3 separate regions of the Homo sapiens genome follow, and all the other regions are linked to region 3. A link is a contact called in ENCODE Hi-C or POLR2A ChIA-PET data. All regions are on one chromosome and are shown on one strand. The core of a region is the stretch at or near the end of the contact, and the rest is flanking DNA. Distances in the headings are between cores, read along the strand shown. Region 1 overlaps TNN (tenascin N). Region 2 holds the start of KIAA0040. Region 3 overlaps RABGAP1L (RAB GTPase activating protein 1 like).

Evidence for each region. A loop is a pair of places that touch in the nucleus more often than their neighbours do. ChIA-PET counts read pairs that join two places held with the same protein, here RNA polymerase II (POLR2A). Pooled maps may share reads with other maps.
Region 1: a loop to region 3 is called in a pooled map, with 3 times the contacts of the local background. The contact joins two enhancer-like sites. A Hi-C loop is called at or near these places in 4 of 168 maps with a recorded cell type or tissue (HCT116, IMR-90, endothelial cell of umbilical vein and 1 more), 7 of 37 single-sample maps with no recorded cell type and 11 of 50 pooled maps. POLR2A ChIA-PET finds 5 or more read pairs at or near these places in 1 of 52 experiments (activated T-cell).
Region 2: a loop to region 3 is called in a map of CD8-positive, alpha-beta T cell, with 1.8 times the contacts of the local background. The contact joins the promoter of KIAA0040 here to the enhancer-like site in region 3. A Hi-C loop is called at or near these places in 1 of 168 maps with a recorded cell type or tissue (CD8-positive, alpha-beta T cell), 1 of 37 single-sample maps with no recorded cell type and 7 of 50 pooled maps.

Annotation. Positions count from the first base shown.
Region 1 is chr1:175,140,258-175,144,094 of GRCh38, reverse strand. The region is part of intron 17 of TNN (tenascin N); the gene reads right to left. Among named protein-coding and RNA genes, the nearest start is that of KIAA0040, 51 kb to the left of the region's middle. Within about 2 kb of position 1,559, at least 2 of the 41 ENCODE cell types and tissues checked have a DNase peak (open chromatin) inside an H3K27ac peak, as active enhancers do.
Region 2 is chr1:175,189,907-175,194,167 of GRCh38, reverse strand. KIAA0040 reads left to right here and starts at 1,392. Exons shown (of 4, transcript NM_014656.3): 1 at 1,392-1,528. RefSeq lists enhancers at 730-839, 1,560-1,709, 1,950-1,999, 2,140-2,189.
Region 3 is chr1:174,786,865-174,790,991 of GRCh38, reverse strand. All of the region lies in intron 18 of RABGAP1L (RAB GTPase activating protein 1 like), which reads right to left. Among named protein-coding and RNA genes, the nearest start is that of RABGAP1L-AS1, 170 kb to the left of the region's middle. RefSeq lists an enhancer at 1,438-1,497 and a silencer at 3,873-3,932. Within about 2 kb of position 1,416, at least 3 of the 41 ENCODE cell types and tissues checked have a DNase peak (open chromatin) inside an H3K27ac peak, as active enhancers do.

The DNA of each region.
Region 1 (3,837 bases), core at 310-2,809, 350 kb before region 3:
CCAAGTCCCTGACCACACCACACACAAGAGCACCACTCTCCACTCTACCCACTCTGCCTTGGGTCCACCCTTCTCCACACCACCCAGACCTGGAACCTGGAGCCATGTTTGGAAATCCCTTCATACCTCTTCTCAAGCCCTCCCTCTGCAGGTCACTCACATACACCCCTATGTCTCTGCTCCCATGACAGCCACCCTCGGCCTTCTCTCATCCTGGGTCTGTGTTAACAAAACAGCCTTCTCTCTGGCTTCTTGCCTGCCAGCCCCTCTGGAGTTTAGACGTCCATTTTCATCATCTCAGGCCTAACAGTCTACTTCATACCACGTGGAGGTGAATTCCTCTTCCATGCCTTGCAGGCCTGTAGGTTGGTTGTGCCCTATGCACAGTCTTGCATCCCACCATCTCCACCACACACCCTCCACTGTGGACCAGCCCACCTTCCAGGAGATTTCTCTCTGCCCTCATCTGTCCAAATCCCAACCATCCCTTCAAAGCCTAGCTCAAGGCCACTTCTAAAGAAGATTCTCTTTATTGGTCTTCCCATGCACCCTCCTAACACACACACACACACACACCTACACACAAACACTCCTGAACTTCCAGAGCCCTTCTGGAGACACATGTAAAATTCAGTCCTTCATTACATCCCATCTGGAAAACTGCTTTAATTATTTTGCTTATGTATCTCCTGTTTCCCTATCATATTTTTCATCCTTTTACAAGCTTTCTTTTTCTGCTCATAAAAGGCAATAAGGGCCCATATCAATCACAAGCTTCATCAAGCTCTGTTCCTGCAATAAAGATTCTTACATTTATATCTCAGCTCTAAGTTTAGCGATCTTCTTCGCATGTGCATTCTCATCTCACTCTCACAGCAACCCTGTGAAGTGAGCAGGGCAGCTCTTAGTCCCGTGGGGAAACAAATTCAAAAAGGTTAGACTCTAGGAACTTCTTAAGGTCCCACCGTCCACAAACAGCAGAGCTGGGACTCAAATCTCTGTCCTGAGATTCCAAGTCCAGGGTTCTTTCTGAGACACCAATCCACCTATGCCTTCCTTGTTTCAATGGGGGGCTTCTTGCACGCTAGCAAGAGAGAGCTATCTATCAATGGCTCTTCAAGTGGGGTTCCCAGACCAGCAGCATCCACATCCCCTGAGAACTTGTTAGAAATGCAAATGGGCCAGGCACGGTGGCTCACACCTGTAATCCCAGCACTTTGAGAGGCCGAGGCAGGCAGATCATGAGGTCAGGAGTTCAAGACCAGCCTGGCCAATATGGTGAAACGCCGTCTCTACTGAAAATACAAAAATTGGCCTGGCATGGTGGTGCACACCTGTAGTCCCAGCTACTCTGGAGGCTGAGGCAGAAGAATTGCTTGAATCCGGGAGGTGGAGGTTGCAGTGAGCCAAGATCGTGCCACTGCACTCCAGCCTGGGTGACAGAGTGAGTCTCCATCTCAAAAAAAAAAAGAAAAGAAAAAAGAAATGCAAATTATTTGGCCCCAGCCCAGACCTACAGAACCGGAAACTACAGGTTGGGCCCCGGCAACCTATGCCTTGACAAGCCCTTCCGATGATCTGACGCAGGCTACAGTGTGAGAACCTCTGGTCTACAACTTCACTTGTTTTTTAGGGAACATTTACTGAATACCTGCTGTGGAGCAGCACATGCTTGGCTCTGTGAACACAAAAATAAGAAGGTCCTTGCTCTCAAAAACGTTTTTGGAGTGGGTGGGGTGAATATGCAGAGTTGGTAGCATATGTTAAAAGGGAAGGTCCTAATTTGCCCCCTCCAAGTCTGCAATCTCACCAGCAGCTCGTTTATGCCTCACCCAGAAAAAGCAGGAGGATTCTGGGGCCACGGAGGCCACTTCCACGCAAACACAGCAGACAGGTCTGTCTCCAGTAGTTTTCTCCAATCCAAGAAAGGTATATTGTCATGCTAGTCATACACATTTCCGCCTCCCTCTAGACTTTGTACAGAAAGTTAACCACAGCTTGAAATAACGTGCAGTGTCTCCCTTAGTAACCTTCTTTAAATGAGCACAGCTTAGCTAATTTACATAGAAGGTTCCCAGGGCTGCTTTCTAAGAATCTGTGCAGAGGCTCTCTTAAAGACATGTTTGTGATGATCTAAACCTGGGCACTGGGATAAAGAAAGGTAAAGCAGGTTTTCACCCAAATGTGGGAGGTCTTTTTCTGCAGAAGGATTTTCTACCTTCTAGAAACTGAAGCCATCCTAATGTTCAGAGTGTAGAGAGTGAGAATGAGGACTGGAGGGGTTCATGGCAGGCCCATGAAAGGTCTGTGCCCAAACTCAGAGGGGATCAAGTTGGTCACCATCCATCTCATCAAAATGTCCCTCTGAGGCCCACTCTCCCCCTCTAGGATTCACCAGGTTGGGAAAGATGGCCCAGGCAGCTGAACCTTCAAAGATCAGGAGAAGCCATTAACATCGCATCCCCTGTCAGTCACACACAGACACAGTAGTGTGTGTCAGAACCTTGAATGTCTTTTATTTCAGGATTAGGAATGGATGATTACAAATGATTTGTGCCATTTCTAGCTCTCCCTTTCATCCAGGTACCCATTAATTTTTTTTTTCTTTTTCAGGTGCCAGCATTTAAAAATCCATCCCTGGTCCCAACCCACTAAATGCTTCCAGAGCTCCCCAGTCACATTTCCAAATGCCCCCAGGTTGGGATCCATCCCTGGTTGTGTCCCCACTGTGGCCCATGCAGGTGGGACTCGAAATCAGCTGTAAATCATTGGTTAGCCCTAGAATTCATTCTGCACCATTCTGAATGCCTAGCTCTTTATGTTTGCATTATGATCTCTAAATAGATGAATAACATCTTAATGGTGGAGCTCATAAGATAGCCTCCCTGCCCCCACTAGAAGACTCAGAATCAGAAACTAAATTTACACATCATTACCTTGCTGGAATTTGCTTCATGAAGGGAAAATGGACTTTCTGATATAACTTGAGTGGAAGTCAAAAGTTGAGGGCCCACCTGGACAGTCTGAGTGGGGAGCAAGCCTTAAGCCACACATTCCTGCCAGGCTGCATGCATGCCAGTTCTAATCAGAGCTAAAATGAAGATAGAGGCTGGGGAGAGCTGGTGCGTGCAGGGAGGTATCAAAATATTCACCTTCCATTTGAATGCCGTGTCCTCTAAACAGTGCCTCAGCATTCAAGACATGAGTAGCCAGGAGCTTTCTAAATTCTGAAACCCTCCTCATGGACAAATCAGTGTACATAAGGAACGCTAAAACTCCACTAACCCTACCATTGTAATTCAGAATTTAAAAGCGGGAATGATAGTACACATGGGAAGACTAGATCGCTGCCTAAATGCTGTGTGAAAGTCTCCTATTAAAAAATAATTCTATTAAAAAATACATCCTCTACTTGCTGGCACTGTTGGCCTGAACAACCTTAGAACAGGAATTATCCCCTCATTGCAGTTAACATGCAAACAGAGTACCTGGGAGGAGAATTAAATAATTCACCAAACATGTTGACTCCCTTTCAGTCTCTTTCCCATTGGCATCAGTTCATTTGCTGGATCACTTTAACACAGGCTTCAGAAAAGGCAAATGGTAATGGCCAAGGGAAAGGAAATGTGCAGCCCGGGAGGACAGGCCTGAGTGAGGTTCCTGACCAGGAGGCCAGGGAGGGCACTGGGTTTCAGGGAGAGATGTGGGGCACACGGGCCAAAGAAAAACACCCACTTCATATTGTGTCCAGGGAGGGTCCCACGCATGGAGCTTATGTAGACTTCTTTAACCTGAGAAGGAAAGGCTGAGGCTAACCGATGGCCATGATCAAGAGCA
Region 2 (4,261 bases), core at 143-2,642, 400 kb before region 3:
GGCTTGTGAATCTAGTCTTCCTCTGTAAAAAATAAATAAATAAATAAATAAATAACTTATTTTCCTCTTTTTCTAGCCATTTTTGGCGTTTCAGGCTGGATGGTGGGTTTTCTCTTTGGCCTTTCAACTCAGAGCCACGTGGTTTCTCCTGAATAAACAGAAAGGAATCTCTTGAATCTCAGTTGTGACAGTTGGTTGCAGCAGTCATTTTAATGCCCACTTGGAGAAGCCAAAGGACACCCATACTCAGGCACAGTCGATGGAGGGCAAGTCCTGGTTCAGCACCTGGCACCTGGTACCTGTGTACCTGGCAAATACAGTCGAGGGAACAGCATTTCAGGCCCTTGTCAGGGAGGACCTCCCAGGATGACACTGAGGAGGCCCCTGAAATGATCCACAGCCAGGTCCTGGCATCCCCCTCTTTTCCCACCCACAGTATCCCTGGAGGCACTGAACAAGCTCTGAATCATCAGAGCTTTGTGTCTGGAGTCCCCTATTCAAAGGGGCGCAGGTCTTTTCATTTCCTAGCATCCCATGTGCTCGGAACTAGAGCCAAGAGATCTGAATAGAAAGTAGATGGAGAGCAGCTGAGGATGAGAGGGAAGAACCCCTGAGAACTTTTTGAAGTCAGCTTTCCCCTCCGTCATTTGCTTGTGACAGACAGCTCCTGGGGCGCAGTTTTCCTTAGCGCCTCCAGGCAGCAGAGACAAAGACTCTTCTGAGATGTCACCTGCACCCCTTGGAGCAACCGGCGTTGGCTAGAGGGGACTGTCATGCTCATTTGTCCCGATAAGACATCGGAGCCTTCACCCAACCTGCCGCATGGTATCCCTCTCCAACGCCTCCCACCCCTTCCAGGAAGGCCCTCTATTTAGGCAGCTGTTTTCCCTGAAGCCGGGTTTGCCCGGAGTTCTGTGTCCCATTCCTGGAACACTGGTGCGTCTGTGAGAGACACCGGGGCTGGCTCCGCAGCCGCTGTGTCCTGAAGGAGGCGTGTTCCGGGACTGAGGGGGCAAGGACACGTAATGGCGGGGGGCGGGGAGTGGGGAGCCACCGGCGGGAAGACGGGGAGGGAGGGCGCGTCTGGGGCGTGTGCGCCCAAGGCCAGAGGCACCCGAGGTGGGCTGGCCCAGGGTGGAAAGCCTGGGCCGAGCCCCTGGAGCGGGCGGAACGGCGAGCCAGATTCAGGAAGTTGTGCCTGTGACATCAGGGGCAGGACAGAGTTGGAGCGAAACCTCAACTATGCCAGGCGTCGGCCCGTAGGAAGGCAGGGAACACAGAGGGCGCTGCCCTCGGCGGCAGCGGCAGGTACGCGCGGGGGTGGAGCGGGGCGGGGCGGGGCGGGGCGGGCGGCTCCCACGACCTTGGCCGGCGCCGGGGCCCTACACGCCAGACCTGGCTCGGGGTGGGAGTGCAGAGGCAACCAAAAAGGAACCCACACCTCCCTCCAGGGCCCGGGGCGCTGTCAGACGGGGCAGCAACCAGGAGATTCCCTGGGCCTGCAGGAAGCCCTTCCGCGGACCGAAAGGTGAGTTTCAGGACTTTCTGTTATGTTTTTTAAAAATACATTTTTAAGCGCCCTCTGTTTGGAAGAAGACGCCCAGTCACTCCTGTCTTTAGAAGGATGAGACCTGCCCCAGAGATACAAGGAATTATTCCTAAGTAGCCTCTTGCGCCTTCACAACTTTAGTTCTGGTGTGTTTCCCTCCTTCGCGAGGACTCTCAGGAGTCTTCCTCTCTGCGCCTGGGCTGAGTCCACATGAACTCCTCGGAGGTCGGCGGTGGAGTTACCTTACTCCAGCTGCCGGTAGGAGCGCTTTGAAGGGGACACATGGAAATTCTGTTTTTTACTGAGAAAGCTAAGGCCTGAGACCCTCCGGAAAGCATCGCGGGCTTAGGTGTTTCTAAACCATTCTAGGTGAAGCCAGATTTTCTCTGGAGCTAAGGAACTAGCCAAAACGAAAATATGGCGTGGAGCCAGGGGCGGAGAGGAAACCTGTTTGCTATTCTGAGAGTTTCCAGGGAGCTTGCTGTGACACAGATTACTTCCTAACTTCTTTGACTCTCAGTGGTCCCACCCCCAGACCCCCCATCCCACCCATGAAGGTAGAGTGGGGGACATAATAGGACCTGTTTCCCTAACATTCTGAAGAGCTTTACGGGATTCATCATATGATAATAGAGTTAAGTAAACTATAGATGATAGCTAGTGGGAAGACCAGTCCTGCCTAACCGAAAGGGAAACTGAAGCACAGACAAGCACTCACCCTAATTTAACAGAACACCGGCAGCCAGCATGCCATGCTACTTAGCGGGATTGTGCCACCGATTGCGTTATACGAGGAAGGGAAGGAAAAGACCACTGGAGCATCTTGGAAGCTCCTCCCTTCTAAAGCAGTTGCATTTCATTTGCTCAGCTACAGCTCATAAGGACCTGAAGCTAATTTTAAGGAACCCTCATTCTGAAGTTCTGTTAGATAATGGGAGAGCCTTGAGTTACAAAGAGCAGGACTTAAACATAGCATTGATGCAACCTGTTCCTAACCCTTTTGCAAATGGTTTGCAAGTTCTATCTAAAGACTTCTGCAAGCGTCTTACCAGCCTTTAAACTGGTTCAGTTGCATCAACCACTTAGTCTGATGTGCCTGCCCTTCACCCAGTGCTGGGCTGGAGAGGCAGCTGTACAGGAAAATCTGACCAAGTCTTTCCTTTTGTCTGAAATTCTGCCTCTCTGTCCCCATCCCAGATACAATTTTAGGAAAGAGATGCGTTGTAAAACAAAAGTTTCTTTGGCCTCCATGCATTGTCAATATTTGGCCTGTGAAATGAGTATGACTTCTGTCCTCTTCCCTAAAGACTAAACCCAAGAGAATAATAAACACTCAACAAACTAAGTTATTGATTTCACCAAAGAGGGAGATGCATCCATTCCATACATTCATTCAACATTTGCCAAACCTACCGTGTGCAGGCCAGTATACCAGGGCCTTGGAGTCCAAAGATAATGAGATGGTTTCTGTTTTTGAGGAGCTTCAGTCTGGTAAGTGAGACAGATACAGAAATAAACTGCAGTTCAGGATAATATACATTGTAATAGCAGTAGCTACAGGGCACTGACTAATCCAGGGGAGAGGGCAGGAGATCCTTCCCCAGAATTATCTGTGAAGTCCACACCACAGAAGTGATGGATGAGCAGGGTCTTGGAAATGACTAGGAGTTCCTAGGGAAAGTGTGTTTTGAACAAAGGAAAGAGGGTATGCAAAGTCAATGGCAGGTAGGGAATAGCGTGTAATAGGAATTACACTGCTAGACTGAGAAGGGTGAACTCCCTCCTATAGGAAGCCATTTTTGAGTTTTTAAGCAGAGGAAGGATCCGGTCAGATTTGTGTTTGGAAAAAGAATTATTGGCCAGATGGGGGCTGGCTTAGAGAGATGGGAAGCAGAGATAATTAAGACCTCAGCTAAGACAATGGCAGTGGGAACTGAGGAAAAGGAATGGATTTTAGGAAGTAGAATCAGAAGTACTTGGTGACCAAGTGAATGTGGTAAAGGAGGAATGAGTGAATAGAGAGTGATTATAAGGTGTTGAGTGGGATAGGCAGGGGAAGGTACCTTGTAGAGCCATTAATAAAAATCATGTAAGCTAGAGAAGGAGTGGGCTTGGGAAGCAGATTGTGGAGAAGGCAGTGATGAACACTTTAGGCATATTAAAGTTGAATATGCCCAGGAAATGTCCAGATGGAGATAAGCAGTTGGGTATACAGGTCTGGAACATAGGTGGAGGTGGAAGGCAGCTAAAGAGGCCTGTGGTAGCACCACATTGGTGCTGAAGAGTCTTGTATTTGTCAATAGTGGCCTATAGATATTTTCATATCATATGTTGACTTCCAGATGACTTTCTCCGAACGCTCAAGGCTTTCTCAGGATACCTTGGAGGATAATTCCTAAAATAAAGAAGAGAATTCTGGGTTCATGGCACATAGATAGTAAAGATGCATTTAATTATCACTCCTCCATGTGAAAAATTAATACTTAGTTCAGTTGTAAGATCTGTGAAGACCTTTCCAGAACTCACACTCCAAGTCTTTAGTTACCTACCCCTGTGTGGGAGAGTCCTGACTTCATAAAAACAAGAAGGATGACCTACTCTGACTAATTTCAGACCCCTACAGAGTAGTTATTTAGGTCTGGCTGCCAGTGCTCGGCTCAGGATCTTGTGTGACCTGCATGGAAGAAAAAACCTTGAGCTTGGAGCTAGAGA
Region 3 (4,127 bases), core at 167-2,666:
CTCGAACTCCTGACCTCAAGTGATCCACCCACCTCAGCCTCCCAAAGTGCTGGGATTACAGGTGTAAGCCACCACGCTCAGCCTCATTTTTTTTTTCTTGAAATGGACAAGTCCATGTTGTGAAACAAAGGTGGTAATAGATTGCACAGCCTCCTCCCACTCTAGCTCTCCCACCATACATAAACACATACCCCCCGCCCCCTGCCCACACACACACACACACACTCATGGCTTCAAATAGATGCAGCAGAATTTCAGAAGGGCCTCTGCACCGTTTTTGCCGCCAATCTTCATATGGCTAGCTCTACTGCATCATTCAATTCCAATGTCATTTTGCTCACAGAGGCTTTCTCTTTTCTTTTTTTTTTTCACTTTTGTCGCCCAGGCTAGAGTGCAATAGCGCAATCTTGGCTCACTGCAACCTCTGCCTCCTGGGTTCAAGCGATTCTCCTGACTCCGCCTACTGAGTAGCTAGGATTACTGGCATTCAAAAATAGCCAGCCATCATGCCTGGCTAATTTTGTATTTTTAGTAGAGACGGGGTTTCACCATGTTGGTCAGGCTGGTCTCGAACTCCTGACCTCAGGTGATCTACCCACCTTGGCCTCCCAAAGTGCTAGGATTACAGGCATTAGCCACCGTGCCCGGCCCAGAGGCCTTCTCTCTTACTATCTTTATCTAATGAAGGGCAGTAAAAAATTTGTATTATTTCTTTTATGACATTTATCACCACTTGAAATTGTTTTCTTACTTCTTTGTTACGTATTCTCTTTTTTTTTTTTGAGACAAAGTCTTGCTCTGTCTCCCAGACTGGAATGCAGTGGCATGATCTCGGCTCACTGCAACCTCTGCTTCCCAGGTTTCAGTTATCCTCGTGTCTCAGCCTCCTGTGCAGCTGGAACCACAGGTGTGAGCCACCACAGCCAGCTAATTTTTTTGTATTTTTAGTAGAGATGGGGTTTCACTATGTTGGCCAGGCTGGTCTTGAACTCCTGGCCTCCAGTGCTCTGCACACCTCAGCCTCCCAAAGTGCCAAGATTACTGTCATGAGCCACCACACCTGGCCAGTTATGTATTATCTCTGTATCCAATTAGAAAATATCAGGGCAGGCTTACAGTGGAGAAGAGCAAGAGATTCAAAAAATGTTAATTGGCAAGGGTATTGAGAGGAAAACAAACACAAAATAAGATCCTTGTCTCAGCTTCTTCTATTAATTCATTCATTTTCACTTTGAAATATTATAATTTTACAGGGCCTTAGAACCTCTGTTTCCTTTAGCAACCAAGAGTCAACCACAGTGACCCCTTGACACATTTACAGATTTAACATTTATTGTTTCTGTTCTCCCCAGGAGACCCCACAGAGACACAACACAGTAACTTGTGGGTTTGCTGAGCAATGAACTGAGTCACTCCCATGTAGCAGATGCTGAGTAAATTTAGCTTACAGTCTTTGCCCTTCTCAGTTATTATACATTCTTATGACAAGGCAGTTATTTTATATCAATTTCATAAGTAAAGAAACTCTGTAAAAAAAAATCGTAGCAGTATTGAAAAATCAGGGAATGTAAGAGCATCTGAAAATATATTCTTCATGAATGTTGAGTTGTTTTAATCCCCTGAACCCATGTTTTTACATACTAAAAAAACAGACCACGGTCCAACTAAATTGGTCTACCTGGTTAATTGCAGTGATTCCTTAAGAATGCCATGATTAATACATAATATTATGCTTCCAAAAAGGCTATTACTGATCTATAACCATCATAAAGACTAGCCACAGAAAAATGCAGAGACCATTTTAGACATGCAAGTAGCTGAGTCACTGTGGTTTTTGGTAAGAGGAGAAAGGTTTCTATATTTAAAAATAAGGATATCATAATATTGGTATTTAGAGTATCCTGTGAACTTTGGATAATACATGTTATGTAACAGTCAACTACTTCAGGAAAGAGAAGAAACTTAAAAGCATAAAACAGGCTGACTGCAGTGGCTCACACCTGAACCCCCAGCACTTTGGGTGGCTGAAGAGAGAGGATGGCCTGAGCTCAGGAGTTCGAGAACAGCCTAGGCAACATGGTGAAACCCTATCTCTACTAAAAATACAAAAAAATTAGCCAGTTGTGGTGGTGCACGCCTGTGATTCCAGCTACACAGGAGGCTGAGGCACGAGGATCACTGGAACCTGGGAGATGGAGGTTCCAGTAAGCCGAGATCATGCCATTGCACTCCAGCCTGGGCAACAGAACAAGACTTCATCCCAATGTGTCCAATAGGTACATTTGAGGCCAGTAAGTACATCTGAGGCCAAATTATGATGAAAATGGAATTCCAAAAAGATGGGTACTGGACAACAAGTAGGTGAGGAATGCTACGAAGATTACCTTTTAGAAAGATTAATCTAATAGCAGAGGGCAGGACAGCTTAAGAGAGGAAGAGACTGAAGGTAGACAAGTCAGAAAGCTCTTGTAGTCAATCGAATGTGAGAAAATGAGAGCCTGGACTGGTGTGCTACGGAAATAGAGCCAAGCTTGAATATAAGAAGTACCACAAAGAAGAAATACCTCTTCAGTGTTTCTGTGTTAACTTTCTAAAGTACAGGTGGTTTGCTATGACCTCCTTTGTATAACTCACTAATACAAAACTGCCAGAGAGACAATATTCTTTACCAAGTCAGGGAATGGCACACCACAGAGGAAGCAGAATGCCTCCTGATAAATGAACACAGTGGCTCTCTCAAAGTTCCAGGTGCTGAGGCACAAAGTTGATTATAAGATCACTTGAACTGGTTACTTTCGTCGCAAGTCTAATTATTAATGAAGTTCAAACAATAATACATTAAAGCTGTACCATGCAGAAGCTGGTCTGGTATCACTATTCAATTGCTTAGGGACACCCTGGTTATCACTAAATGCCATAAGTGAGAACATGTAAGGTCTAGTAAGCTTCTTTCTCTATAAAGCACACATTTTAGCAGCTCTTTTCCTTAAAATTAAAGAGAGACCAGGACAGGGAAGTTTTTAAAAGGAAGATAAAAGAAAAGTGGAGGATAGTAATGACTCACTATTCGTTGTCTCACATATCCAACTGTACCCAAGTTCCCTACAGTACCTGGGAAATGCTGCTCAGTTTGCCCCTCTACACCCCTATTGTTGCAGCCTTGGTTAAAGAAGCCTTCATTATTTCTCCCCCAGACTATTCTAATAGTATCCTAACTATTCTCCATATGTATTACCAGTACCTTCACATTTCAGTCTTTTCGCCTCCAAATTATCTTCCTAAAACAAAACATTTGATCATGCAATTGTCTGAAAGTATCCATATCCTCTGGTCCACAGGTTCAAAGCACAAGACATCCTTCAGACAAGCTAGATCTATCCTACCTTTCCAATTGCATCTGTCACCTTGACCCCTCATGCCCAATGTCCTCATGAAACTTCTCATTATTTCCCAAATATGCTTTTTAAAAATTATGCTTTTCTTATCTACATATATTGTTCTTGTTGCCTAAAACATCATTCCTTGTTTTGTCTTGCTAATCTTTCAAGAGTCAGATGTCACTTTCTCTTATTTTTTTTTTTTTTTTTTTGACACAGAGTCTTGCTCTGTCACCCAGGCCAGAGTGCAATGGTGCAATGTCAGCTCACTGCAATCTCCACCTCCCAGGTTCAAGCGATTCTCCTGCCTCAGCCTCCCAAGTAGCTGGGATTACAGGCACACACCACCACGCCCGGTTCATTTTTGTTTTTTTAGTAGAGACAGGGTTTCACCATGTTGGCCAGGCTGGTCTGGAACTCCTGACCTCAGGTGATCCACCCACCTCGGCCTCCCAAAGTGCTGGGATTACAGGTGTGAGCCACTATGTCCAGCCTCACTTTCTCTTTCAAGTCATCCCTGTCATTACTTCCCTCCTCTGCCTTTGCATCCTGTCCCATTTATGACCCTACAATAACAACTCTTCTACGACAATTATTTGTAGGCACGTCTGTCTCCCCTACTTCCCAGTGAAACTCTGAGATTAACCACACAACATATTCATTTTCGCACCTCTAGTACCCAACAGTTTTTAGTCACTGTGGTCAGAGATCATTTAAATACATATTGAGTAAATGAACAAATGAATAAAT